Regions from separate parts of the Homo sapiens genome. Here region 1 is linked to region 2. The links are chromatin contacts, found by Hi-C or POLR2A ChIA-PET in ENCODE. All regions are on one chromosome and are shown on one strand. The core of a region is the stretch at or near the end of the contact, and the rest is flanking DNA. Distances in the headings are between cores, read along the strand shown. Region 1 overlaps LRRC74A (leucine rich repeat containing 74A). Region 2 holds the start of ANGEL1 (angel homolog 1).

Region 1 (6,748 bases), core at 160-2,659, 55 kb after region 2:
AGGGAGTGAGAGAGGAGACCACATCCCAAAGTCCCAACATTTCCACCTTAGGAATCATTTTCCTGAAATCTCACATTCCTCTCGCTCCCCATGTAATAAAGGTACTGAAAGCCCCCTGTAATGCATACTTGAAGGGGTCTATCATCAGAGCGTCCCAGGAGAGACTTGGGCCCTGCAGGAATAGGACTCCAGAGGAGAAGTTCCCGGGGCCCAGGCAGGGACGGATAAGGCAGTCGGTGCCCGGTGCCCAGGCCGGGGGTGAAGAGGCTGGCCAGGACTCAGCAGCAGGAAGTGAGAATGAACTTCACAGGATGCAAAGGAGAGTCCTGTTCCCTCCCCCGGTCACTCGCTCCACCTGACTCTGATCTCCTCCTGCCTTATTGCCCCCAAAAAGGGGAGGCCCTTTGGAGTCTGGACAATGACCCATGGGCAGGGAGCTTTTTCCAGCCCCTCCATGCTGTGGAATCAGTTTCCCCTGAGCTCTCAATCAGATGCCCTCCATGGTCCCAAGAGTGAGGCATTGTGTGGGGTGTGTGTGTTGGGGGGGGTGGTAGGTGTGTGGGGTGTGTGTGTGTGTGTGTGTGTGTGTTGGGGGGGTGGGGTGTGTGTGTGGTAGTGTGGGGGGGTGTGTGTTGGGGGTGGGGTGTGTGTGTGCATGTGGTAGTGTGTGGGGTGTGTGGGTGTGTTGGGGGGTGGGGTGTGTGTGTGTGGGGGGTGTGTGTTGGGGGGATGGGGTGTGTGTGTGGTAGTGTGGGGGGGTGTGTGTGTTGGGGGTGGGGTGTGTGGTAGTGTGTGTGGGGGAGTGTGTGTGTTGGGGGGTGGGGTGTGTGTGTGTGTGGTAGTGTGTGTGGGGGTGTGTGTTGGGGGGGTGGGGTGTGTGTGTTGGGGGGGTAGTGTGTTTGGGGGGGTGTGCCTAGGGAGGGGTGAACAGAGTTCTATTAACTGCACATGTTCCATCCACCTCCTCAGCAAAACAAGGTCCCCCTGAACCAGTACCAGGTCAGGGAGGTGATAAAGAAGCTCGATGAGAAGACAGGCATGGTGAACTTCAGGTCAGCCCAGGCCCCGCGACGATCCCCGTTCTCTGCAAGGGGCCCTGGCTGGGCTGATGTGAGCTCCTCCAGCTTTCCTGTCTACACTTTATTACTTGAGGCTTCACCCACCTGCCTGTTCCCTGCATGCCAAGTCTGGGCCCCACTGTCTACCCCCCTTCTCATCCCCAATTCACTTGTTCAGCGAAACTTGAGCCCAATCAGGCGCTGCTGGCTGCTGGGCCGGATGCTGGGGATGCCAGCGGGAGGAGCCGGAGCCCACACTCACAGCCCAGGAGGAGGGCAGGCAAGGGAGCAGATCTTTATGCCCTGGTGAGGTGAGAGGAGCCGTAGGGGTGTGTACCAGGCGCCCTTGCAGCCCAAAGAGGAAGTGTCGCTCAGGCGGGAGGCGGCAATGTTTCAGCCGAGTCTGGCAAGACGGAGACCTAGACAGAGGGCGGAGGCACACAAGCACCAAATGCTAACGGTGTGTTAGGGACTACAGGTCCCGCTACTCTGCCATGGCTTGGCAAGTGAGGGATGCTGTATCTTAGACTGAACTCCTTGAAGAGAGAGGACCGGTCCATGATGACGGTGATGCCAGTAAGCAACCCATAATAAGTCCCCGCCACATGCCTGTCCTCTCCACTTGCCCAATAGGCACGCTCTGCAGCCTCACGGTGCCCCATGGCAATGCTGCCATCACCCCACTTAGCAAGTGATGAAACAGAGCTCTAGAGAAGTGCAGCAAAGAAGCCAAGTTCACCGGGTGCAGTAGCCCATGCCTATAATCCCAGCACTTTGGGAGGCTGAAACAGGAGGATCACTTGAGCCCAGGAGGTCGAGACAAGCCTGGGCAAGATAGCAAGACCCCCGTCTCTACTAAAAACCAAAAAAACACATTAGCTGAACATGGCAGTGCATGCTTGAAGTCCCAGCTACTTGGGAGGCTGAAGTGGGGTGATTACTTGAGCTCAGGAGGCAGAGGCTACAGCCAGCCGAGATTGCATCACTGCACTTCAGCCTGGACGACAAAGTGAGACCCTGTCTCAAAAATAAAAAAGAAAAGAAAAGCAGCCAAATTCTCGCAGCTGGGAAGGGCAACTCTGGCCGAGACTCCAGGCCTGAGGGGTCCACACCTGTTCTGTCTCTCACTGCGTTAGACCTCCCAGCCCAGACGAAGGACACAGTTGCCCCTGCCAAGCCTGGGTCTGCAGCTGAGCTCCCATCTGTCTTGGTGGCCCTGTGGCTGGCCTGTGTTCTTAAGAGCTTCTGTGGAGCAAGGCCTCCCATCCGGCCCTGCCCCACGAGCCTTCTCCCAGTACCTCTTTCCTTCGCTCCACTCAGCGTCGTCCACGTGGAGAAACCGCGATGCAGACAAGAAAGGCAGCCAGACCCAGCTGCAAGCCCTGCTCTGCGGAACAAGGCTGCGGCTGTGCGCGGATCTCCTCTCCCTTTAAAATGAGGAGATAACCGCGGCACCTGGGAGGGGGCTGCAAGGAGTGAGTGGGGGAAATGCACACAGCGGCTGGCACAGGGGGCGTCACTCGGTAGGGACACTGGCATCCAGCAAGAGGGCGCCAAAGGTGGCTCAGGCCCGCCCTGCTACCACCGGGCCTCCCACTCCTGTGCTGCTCAGCGGCCTGTCCCTGTGCCTCCTCACCTGCCCCGTGCCTCCTCACCTGCCCCGTGCCTCCTCACCTGCCCCGTGCCTCCTCACCTGCCCCGTACCTAAAGTGGCACCTCTTGTTCCTGGGGAAGCTGATGGCAAGTGCCCATCTCAGAGGCTCCAGACCAGGTTCCACGTCCAGCAAAGTCCCCAGGTTTGCAGGCAAGGTCACATGGCCATCGAGAGACAGAACTGGGGTCTGGGTCCCTGAGTCTCAGCGCCTGAGCAGGAGCCCTTGGGGCCACTTCAAATTGCCCTTCAGATCACACACTGCCGCTTTATCAGCTGTGATTGAAGAGCAGAGTTTTAATTTTTATTGTTGCATGATCCTTTTCATTTTTGTTTTATGTTACAAATAATATCTCATTGTAAAAATTCTAAACCCGGCTGGGCGCGGTGCTCACGCCTGTAATCCCAGCACTTTGGGAGGCCGAGGCTGGTGGAGCACGAGGTCAGGAGTTCAAGACCAGCCTGGCCAAGATGGTGAAACCCCCACCTCTATTAAAAACACAAAACTTAGTGAAAATTAGCCAGGTGTGGTGGCAGGCGCCTGTAATCCCAGCTACTTGGGAGGCTGAGGCAGGAGAATTGCTTGAACCTGGAAGGCAGAGGTTGCAGTGAGCTGAGATCGCACCATTGCACTACAGCCTGGGTGACAGAGTAAGACTCCATCTAAAAAAAAAAAAAAAGAAAAGAAAAAAAATTCTAAACCCACAGAAGTATAGCAAGGAAAAAAAATGAAGGTCCATTTTTATCTCCCTCCATAGTTTACTCTGCCTCCCCAAAGGGCTCTTGCAAACGATCTTAGGTGCACATGTGCATGCCTTTCCCACATACTTATAAGTGTGTGTGTGTGCACACGCACACACATGCACACATGTGTAGTGGGGGAGATATAATGGTTAACAGCATGACCTCTAAGGCCAGAGATGGGTTTACAAATGGTCTCCTTTGGATTTAAGCCTGTCTTAACATTCTCACCCATCAGCCATGAGGCTGTACGGGTGCTCAGCATCTTTCCCTTACCTTTCGTACCAGTTTCTTGAACACGATGAAGCCATAGCAACAAGTCTGGTCTAGAAAGAAGTCTCGGCGAGAGGAGTCCTCGCAAGTCGGATGGTGGCAGGGAGGAGAGCAAGAGGTGGCTGAAATCTCGATGGACAGATGCTGTGGCAGGGGCTGGGCACAAGCAAATAAAGTCTGGCTTGGTTCTGGGTGTCTTGGGCTGCTGGTGGTGTGCCCGTCACCAGGGGGCCACCTTCTGCTTTTAGTGACCACCAGGGGACATGTCAATGCAGCCTCATTAAGAGCTGCACAGACAAATTGGGAACGTGATGGGGTTGCTAGGCAGCAGGGAAAGAGCCTCAGGGAGCAGGTCAGAGCATGAGGGCAGTTGTCACAGTGATTAGAACCTGAGTCCAGGGGAGACTTCCTTGGTGGGAGGCAGTGACAGGGGGAACAGATGCTGAGGGAATGAGGGCAGGGGCCTTTAAAAAGCAAAGAAATGCTGTGGGGTCACAAGGAGGGAGCCAGGACAGGAGACCAAGAGAGTGGGCATCTCATCCTGGCCACATGACCTTGGATCCCCAGTGGCTCCCCTTGAAAATGGAGCAGCTGAAATAAAGCCTTCCCAGTCCGGTCTAGGAGTCTATCATTCTGCATTTCACCTTTAAATTCCTTGAGAAACTGGGGAGACAGGAACAGCTTAGCGAAGGAATAAAAGGAATAGCCAAGAACAGCATTCACTGATTAAGTGGGTGGAACAGGCACCTTTGGGAGTTTTGATTGATCTTACCAGACACCATTGTAGATTAGCAAGGCAGGAACTTTCTTGTGCCCCTCTGCAGCCCCATGTAGTGCTTGGCACATAGTAGATGCTCAATAAACACCTGTGAAATGAACGAGCACATTCACCGGTGATTGTTTGGGGTAAGTGGTGGAAAGTTGGGAAAGTTTAGGGGGCGAGGGAAGGCTGATATTTGGTAACCCACGCTTTGGCGCAGCAGCGAAGGGTCTAGGAACCAAGTCACTATCTCTTGTGTTTCACTTGGCTTCACCAAGGGTGGAGGTGAACACCAAGACCCCTCTGCACATGCAGCGGAATTATTGGAAATAATTTATGTCCCCACTCATGTGCCGTATTCCCCCCCTTTCTCTTCCTTATTAAAATCTTAGCCTTTATGAGGTTTAGGGCCAGGATAGAAGTTTCTAGCAAGACTCATCCCTCCCTAGTACACATTTCCCCCAGCCTAAGCTCACTGGTGAAAACAGAACTGAGGAGAAGAGTGAGAAGGGTGGGTTACAGCAGCCCTCAGAGGAGCTTCCCCAGCACTGCCGGGAGGAGAGGGAGGTCTTCAAGTCCGGCAGGACCTCAGAACAAGTAGCTGAGCTGTGCCCTGGAGGCTGACTCTTGGTCTGGGCTCCCAGCCTGGCAGAGCTCCCCTGCCCCAAACATAGCATGAGGGCATCAGAGCAGCAGCTCTGTAGGGACCCCCTGGGTTGGGACCAATGACCCCCAGCAATAATCAGTGTGGACTGGTGAGCAATAGGTAGAGGGCCTCTCGGGACAAGTGGGCACCACAGAGCCTCAGTGGCACCACCCTGAGCATGTTCCTGAAATGGAATTTCCATCAACGGGGTGGATTAGGGGCTCAGAGTCAAAATGAGGATGATAAAAGGAATATAAAGAAATGCAAAGGCCAGACGCAGTGGCTCATGCCTGAAATCCAGCACTTTGGGAGGCCAAGGCAGGCTGATCACCTCAGGTCAGGAGTTCGAGACCAGCCTGGCCAACATGGTGAAACCCCATCTCTACTAAAAATACAAAAATTAGCCAGGCATGGTGGCAGGTGCCTGTAATCTCATCTACTCAAGAGGCTGAGGCAGGAGAATTGCTTGAACCTGGGAGGCAGAGGTTGCAGTGAGCTGAGATCACGCCATCGCACTCCAGCCTGGGTGACAAGAGCAAAACTCCATCTCAAAAAAAAAAAAAAAAAACAAAAAACAAAGAAAAGAAAAGAAAACGAAATGCAATAAGGAGTCTATGGGCTGAAACATCTACCATAACATCGGGTGCTCTGTAGACATCTGCTCTATCTCCCCGAATAAAGTGAAGTCCTTGTCGTCTGGGATCATGTCTTTTTTTTTTTTTTTTTTTTTTTTTTTTTTTTTGAGAAAGAGTCTCACTCTGTCACCCAGGCTGGAGTGCAGTGGCGTGAACACAGCTAACTACAATCTCTGCCTTCCAGATTCAAGCAATTCTCATGCCTCATCCTCCCGAGTAGTTGGGATTACAGGCTTGCACCACCATGAGCAGCTAATTTTTTGTATTTTTAGTGGAGACAGGGTTTCCCCATGTTGGTCAGGTTGGTCTTGAACTCCTGACCTCAAGTGATCTGTCTGCCTTGGCCTCCCAAAGTGCTGGGATTACAGGCGTGAGCTGCCGTGCCTGGATGGGATCATGTCTTTTAAATCTCTTATAATCCATAAAATTCTCCAAGTTCCCTGCCTGTAACTGAGTGCCCAGGTGCAACCCTGAGGGTTATGTGTGGGCAAGAAGGAGAGGCTATGAAGTAGCAAAATGTGTGATGGACAAGTTATAAATTTGTAATGCTTATGGATCAATAAAAACACATTTTTTCAAGATAATTTTGTTCTCATCTTTTGCATAAAATGGAAAAGGCAGCAGTTGTTCTTATCAAATCTTATTTTTGTTTGGGTGGCTTTGGCGAAATGATGGAGATTACAGGGAAGTTAAAATCTCCCCCACACCCCACCCCAACCCTCCAGGCCACCCCTTGACACTCAAGTAAGAGATGGGTGGCCAAGCCCATCTGCCTCAGCGGCCCTGGGAGCCTCCAAAGGTGGAGTAATTCCCACTTGTGGCCGCTAGGTGTCAGGTCAGCTCCAAAAGTCATCCGGAGAATTGTGCTTTGCCTTCTCCTAAACTTGGGGTCTTAGCAAGTTTCTCTGATCTCCCAAACTTCTGCCCCTGAGGAACGCCAACTTGGAATCTGAGCCTCGAAAGGTCCAGCAGCCCAACCCCTGG
Region 2 (6,556 bases), core at 3,251-5,750:
ATCTAATAGATGCTCCATATATGGAAGCTGACACACTCTCATTTTTGATAAATCCATGAATCTCCGGAGAATCACTCAGATGAGTGTGCTTAACAGTCACCTGAGGTTAAAGACATTTTTAGAGTAATTGCAGCCCTGGGTGTTTTCTGACCCCTAAACCTGGAAGAGTCTGTGGGACTAGAAACTATGGTGTGTCCCCATCTCCCCTATGGCATGTGGCAGCATAGTGGATTTCAAATCTATTGACGCCATTCTTCAAATTTTAACGGACTCTCAATATACAACACAAATAAAACTGAGGTAATTGTGACTGAGACAGAGACTAGAGGCCCTGAGACCTCTCTATCCCTACCTCCAGAAAGCCCTAGGGTTACCACCAGAGAAATGACATTGTGGAGAATCAGAACTAGAGTATGCTTTCAGTTCTTCCCCTACCTGGCTTTATGACTTTAGTCATGTTCTACTACCTCTCTGCACTCTGATTATTTCACCTTTAAAACCATGGGGCTGGATGAGATGATCTGTAAGGACCCTCTAGATCTGACATGCCAAGATTCTTAGAAAAATAGAATGCAGTGGCAGAGCTCCCTACCATAGAATCTTCTCTTTAGCAATGGCTCTGCCCACACCTGAGACACCCTGTTCCCTTGGCTCACTCAACCAGTTGTCAGACTCACCATGATATGGTATTTCCACTGCGGGAGGCTGCAACTGCCCCAGGCCCTCAAAGGGCCAGATGGAAGCCTCTTCCTGGGGCACAGGCTCAGGTGCTATGCTCCAGGCCAACACCGCTGGGTCCTCTTCCCACTGCTCTGTGGCCAGGGCACCCACTGGGAGGGCAGCACAGTCTGCATACTGGGGCTCCGACTGCATGGGGATAGCTGCCCACATGGAGCCCTCCACCCCCTCCACCTCCAGCAGTGGCTCCTCTCCTAGCATCTCAGGGAAAGGCTCATCCAGGTTCTCTGCAGCCCGAAGGTCACTCAGCTGCCTGCTGGACCACCTGTCCTCTGAAGCAGCATTCTCTTCTCCAGGATTATCCATCAGAAGTGCCAGGCTGCTCTGGGCTAGTCCTTTATCTATAAGGGGCCCCTCACTTGCAGTTGAGAGCACCTGGCTCAACCCTTCTTCTCGCCACTGCTGCAGCAGGCCCTCACATTCCTCCTGCTCAGGGCCCCGAGGGGCCATGGCAAAGTCGCCCTCTACCTGGGGGGATGAGCTGTTCGCCAGAAGGACATTTTTTCGACATGTGAAGAAAGCATCTAGGAGGAAAGCCAAAATACCAGGTTATAAGACTGTCATCCAACCCACACTATTCTCCCAGCTAAAACATAAGCCCAATAAAAGCAAGACCCATATCCACCTTGCTCATCATTGTACCATCACTGAGCCTGCCTACCTTAATGCCTGAACATCATCATCATCATCAGGGCAAAGTATTCACTATGTGCCAGGCACTGTTCTTTACAAGTGTTGACTAATTTATATGGCAGGGATCTGATAAATATTCAGTGCATGAAAGAACAGCTGTCTCACATAATCTAGAACACAGATGGGCACATATACCCACACTCCTTTTACATGACTTAGTTAAGACTACTATTAACAAACTCTTTGGTTCTAAGAATCACATTACATTGCAACCAGCAACTGACTGTTAATCAGAACTGTGGGTTATGATCTAGCACCAAAATTAATAAAACTGACCTTGAACAATGCCCCTAGTCAGATGAAGTTACTCTTGACTGTAAAATGGGGACAAGAGGCCAGGCGTGGTGGCTCCCAGCACTTTGGGAGGCAGAGACAGAGGCAGCAGGATCACTTGAGGCCAGGAGTTAGAGACCAGCCTGGGCAACATAACGAAACTTCATCTCTACAAAAAATTAAAAATTAGCCAAGTACGGTGGCACATGCCCATGGTCCTAGCTACTTGGGAGGCTGAAATGAGAGGATTGCTTGAGCCCAGGTTGACGCTGCAGTGAGCTATGACTGCCCTTCTGCACTCCCGCCTGGGAGACAAAGTGAGACCTCATCTCAAAAAAAAAAAGAAAAGAAAAGAAAAAAATAAATTTTAAATTTAAAAAAATAGAGACAAGTTTGAACTAGATAATCTCTGAGCTTTTCTAGCTGTATAAATTCCCTAATCTATTAATGTATTCCAAAAGAAAAAGTCCTAAAGTAGACAGTCTCAAAAATCTATACAATTTACATCTTAGCAAGGGCCCTTAAGCCTTTTCTCAAAGCTACTTATTGTAATAAAATCTTCACAAACTTCATTATCTGCTTTCCCATTCCACAACACATCAGAGGCTATAAATTACAAGGTGCCAACAATCGACAGTAAGAGACAGCTGACATCTCTCTGATACTGCAGCCACCAATGACAGCCAACAGGCAAGAAAGAAAGTGGGAAAAACTCTAAAATTAGAGCCCCCAAACTCTGAGCACAGTATTTTGGTGAGAGCAAACAACTCCTACACTCACACACTCAACCATTTATTTACAGCACAGGACGAGTAACATGCACGATGCTGGCCCTCAATCACTAGACTCATTTTATTGGCAATTTTTTTTTAAAGGGAAGAAACCTTAAAAGTGGCTCAAATATTGAAAGACGGTTCAAATATCTTGTTTGGGGTCTATGTATATTTATGTCCTTCTAAACAATGGTTTTAACCACGGTGATTTTGCCCTCGGAAGACATTTAGCAACGTTCAGAGACACTGTTGTTGTCACAACTGCAGCATTGCTACTGGCATCTAGTGGTTAGAGGACAGAGACGCTGCTGAACTTCCAACAATTCACAGGACAGACCCACACCAAATGATCCGGTCCAAAACGTCAACAGTGCTGAGATTGAGAAACCCTGCTCTAAACCTATGTATGGGCTGGGTCGTTGAGCTTTAGCCTCAAGGACTTCCTGATTATCTGCCCCTTGAAATATCCTCTGTGTATACCAGATGGCAGAGGTTCTTTGGTTCATATGCACGAAGTTACTAGCTTTCAATTTTGGTAGATGTCTTTTGGTGGTGGTGGTGGTGGATTTTCAGCAGCAGAATGCTTTTGTTTTTTAAAAATCTTATCTGGAAACCAAATATGCCAAGTAAATATAAGTGGGACTACTGTAATGTGTAGGTGGGGGGGCGGGGGGGGCCCTCCTCTGAGATCCCTAGAACTCTACTGGTCTGGAAACCTCTGGACTAGTATACTGTATCACTAAGGCATTAGAAGAGCTCCAGGAAAAACAGCAACATAGTTAAAAGAATATGTTTAGTTCTCTGGAAACAATTACTTCTGTGGAGTTTCCCACATTCCTCAGAAGTATGGACACACAAGACATTCCTGAATTCACTGAGTGCCTACTGTATACCAAGCAATGTGTTAACACCAGAGATACAGCGAACAAAATGGACGTGGCCCTGCGCTCCTGAAGTTTGCATTCTAATGGCAGATACACAGTAAAATTTAAAATATTTCTATATGAAATATATATTATCAATGACACACACATTGCGTACCAATTGTGTAAAGTTCCACAAAGGAAAACCACAGAATATACAATTGGAGCCCTCATTCCTAAGTACTTCTTGGTCCTGTCCCATAAATTAAAGGCAAAAAGTCTGCGAGTTCCATGGGATCTCAGAAACTGATGGTCGCATAAAACCCTCCGTAATTTCAAAGCCCAGAAATAGAGAATGCAGACAAATTATGAAACAATAACGAAATAAACACCCCCTCTTTGAGGTATCGACTGGGCATTGCCCCCACCCCAGCACATCTCCCTCTAAACCGCCGGGAGTGGGGGCAGGAATGCTCCAAAGCTGAGATCTAAATGTGTCTCTGATTGAACGTCCGTTTTTCAACCAAAGACACCGGTGAGCGAGAGCTGCCAGGTGGCAGTGAAAGGCGAGTGTGAAGTTAACCTGGGGAAGATCGGTGCGTCCAGTACTTCGGCCATAAACCTCCCAGAGCCGACCCGCCTCGCCCGCTGAGAATTTGGGCACTCGCCTAGGTCCGAGCTACTACCCCTTCCCGACCCGCCGGGGTGCTGACTTGGCCGACCCCACAATTTCTCTGCACCCCCAGGGCCAGGAAAGGGCCCTGCCCGTCCACAGCTCCTCTCCACCTTAACCGCGGCCGGACGCCATCTGACAACAGGCGGGAGGAGGGGCCGCCCACGAGGGACGTCGGCCAGGTCCAGGCCTCGTGGGGTCAGGAGGGGCCCGCGGGGCAGGGGCTCAGGACCGCCTCCCTACACCTCGGCACTGCCCGGGGCACGGTAGTCGTGAGGCCCGGCCAACCGCACGCCGCCCCAGGCCCGCGGAGCCCCGCAGAGGCGAGCCCTGGCCGGGCTCCTGTCTGTCGGTACGCCTGGCCGGTACCTGAGAGGGCGCGGAAGAGGCGCGTGGCCGGCAGCAGCAGGTAACACAAGCACGACGCGATCATGGCCGGCCGCCCGCGCCCGCCTCCGCTCCTCACTGCAGCCAGCAGGTCCTCCCTCAGCTCGGCCCCGCCCCCGGCCCGGTCCGGCCCACGTGGTGCCGCCGCCGCGCTTCAACAACAACTTTATTGGGAGCGCAGGTCTACGGGTGCGCACGCAGGAAGTGGGAGGAGCCGGTTCCCATGGCAACTAGCCACCCCTAGCACCCGGCTGCCACCCAGGCGTCCCGAATTAAAATTGAGCGCCTCACTGGAGGCCCCATAGTGTTATTCAAAGGCCACAGTTTATTCCCACTTCTGCAGCTGACTAGGTGTCCACCTTGTTACCACACTATAGCCTCTCCGCCCCTCAGTTTCCTCACCTGTAAAATGAAGAGCTGGACTTTCTCTAAGGCTCCACTGAACCTTGACTTCTAGCCCTTCTCGACCCAGAAAGGAAGCGAGTTATTCCCCCATTTCCCCCGTTTTCCTGCCTCTACTTCCCTGTCTCAGATTCTAGGTCACAAATTGAGTCCTACCTTGCTTCAGGAAGTAAGACTTTGTCTCCTTCCCTACTTTCTAAACGGGCCTTCTTTTCCCTAATCTAGAAAAACAGGGTTTCCCATTGGTAAGGAAGTCAAGAAAGAAAGGAGAGAGGACAAAGAGAGGAGAGAGAGAAGGGAGAGAGGAGAGAGACAGAAGAGAGAAACTTCCACAAGGCCAGGGACCAGTTCTGGCTGGTTGTTTGCTCACTTTGAGGTATCTCTAATACAATCCAAGCACCTATTGTAACCAAGTACCCAGCTTGGAAGTTATATTCTTGTTATATACTTCTATTTCTTTATTTTTGTTCAGTTAACCACTAGGCACCCCCCGACACCCCAGCACCCCCCATACACACTGTTAGCATATCTAATTGTATGTTCGCTTAAAAGTTCCAGAGACTAAATCTTGAAACAATATAGGCATCTGTGGAAATCTCCACCAGGAGATTGATTCAAGGCTACAGTTAATTTATAACTCAGCCCAGCCCGAGATGATGCCAGCCCATTCACCAGATGGGCAGTAACTCAAGACAAGTCATCAGAACTCGTCATGAAGACCTGCACTGCCTCACCCCTTGCATACCCTCCATGCCAAAACTTCTTAAAGCCTCGCATTTTGCTTGGAAATGTGAAGCAGCTCCATTAAAGCAAAAGCCTGGATCGTTTTTCCCCACTGCTAGCTTTGGTTTATAATAAAGTCAGTCTCCTTCTACCATACCACGACCTTGCTCGTTGGTTTTGCAAGCGGCCGAATCTGCATTCGCTAGCACTACTAGCCACCACATAAGCCTTTACTGACTGGTTGAACAAAGCATATGTCACTAAATGAAGGCCAGTTCTGCCATCACTTCTGTGCCACCTGCGACCTCTTTGAGTCTCTCTTCCCCAGTCCCCCTCCCCCAATCTTCTACCCCAAACAGGCTCTGAAGGAGGGACTGGACAATGCACCCAGTTTCAGTACCCAGTGTCTGAGTTGCACGATTTCCAGTTTGTGGCTGGAGCCTTGGTTGTTCAGGGAAGCCTTCTGGGGAGTCACCAGATCCTGGACCAGCTGGGTACATCATAACACTGAAAGGCTAATAGGAGGAAGAAGGAGAGAGTTAGTATTGTGGCCTTCCCACTACTTACCCTTAGTTCTAGAGGTGGCAATGTCTGCCTGCCTTCAGGCAACAGCACTTATCCCTTTGAGATGAAACAGAGGCCCAGCAATCTGAAGGTTGGGAAGCTGCTTAGAAATTAGTGCACAAATGGTGGATCTACCAAAGGCGCTCCCGAGGTCAGGCCCCCTCCTTTGATGTAGCTTAAGTAAAACCCTCCTTGTACCCTCCTTCCATTTTGTACCATGAGTTATCCAGAAGTCCAAGTTCCAAATCAGATCCTAATCAAGGGTAACGGTTCCCTTATCTCCACTGGGAAAATGCTTTCAAAATACAAATTTCTAGGCCCTACTCCCAGAGTTCTGATTTAGCAGCCCTGGAATGAGGCCCTTAAACACTTACTTATTCCAATGCACGGTTTGGGAACCTCTGCTAAAGGATCCAGTCTCAACTGGGCTGTTCAGTGCACAGTGTGGGCACAATGTGTCAGCCCAA

Evidence for each region. Hi-C counts contacts between places; a loop is a spot of excess contacts on that map. ChIA-PET counts read pairs that join two places held with the same protein, here RNA polymerase II (POLR2A). Pooled maps may share reads with other maps.
Region 1: a loop to region 2 is called in a map of CD14-positive monocyte, with 2.1 times the contacts of the local background. The contact joins the enhancer-like site here to the promoter of ANGEL1 in region 2. A Hi-C loop is called at or near these places in 6 of 168 maps with a recorded cell type or tissue (CD14-positive monocyte, Right ventricle myocardium inferior, endothelial cell of umbilical vein and 3 more), 2 of 37 single-sample maps with no recorded cell type and 12 of 50 pooled maps. POLR2A ChIA-PET finds 5 or more read pairs at or near these places in 9 of 52 experiments (A673, GM10248, HEK293T and 5 more).

What each region holds. Positions count from the first base shown.
Region 1 is chr14:76,866,387-76,873,134 of GRCh38, forward strand. It overlaps LRRC74A (leucine rich repeat containing 74A), which reads left to right. Exons shown (of 14, transcript NM_001385106.1): 13 at 970-1,052; 14 at 3,739-3,918. The coding sequence ends at 3,763. Among named protein-coding and RNA genes, the nearest start is that of LRRC74A, 43 kb to the left of the region's middle. Within about 2 kb of position 1,410, at least 7 of the 41 ENCODE cell types and tissues checked have a DNase peak (open chromatin) inside an H3K27ac peak, as active enhancers do; they include CD14-positive monocyte and heart right ventricle, where a contact is called at or near this core.
Region 2 is chr14:76,808,382-76,814,937 of GRCh38, forward strand. ANGEL1 (angel homolog 1) reads right to left here and starts at 4,501. Exons shown (of 10, transcript NM_015305.4): 1 at 4,383-4,501; 2 at 678-1,262. The coding sequence starts at 4,446. RefSeq lists enhancers at 3,542-4,116, 4,117-4,690 and a silencer at 4,139-4,568.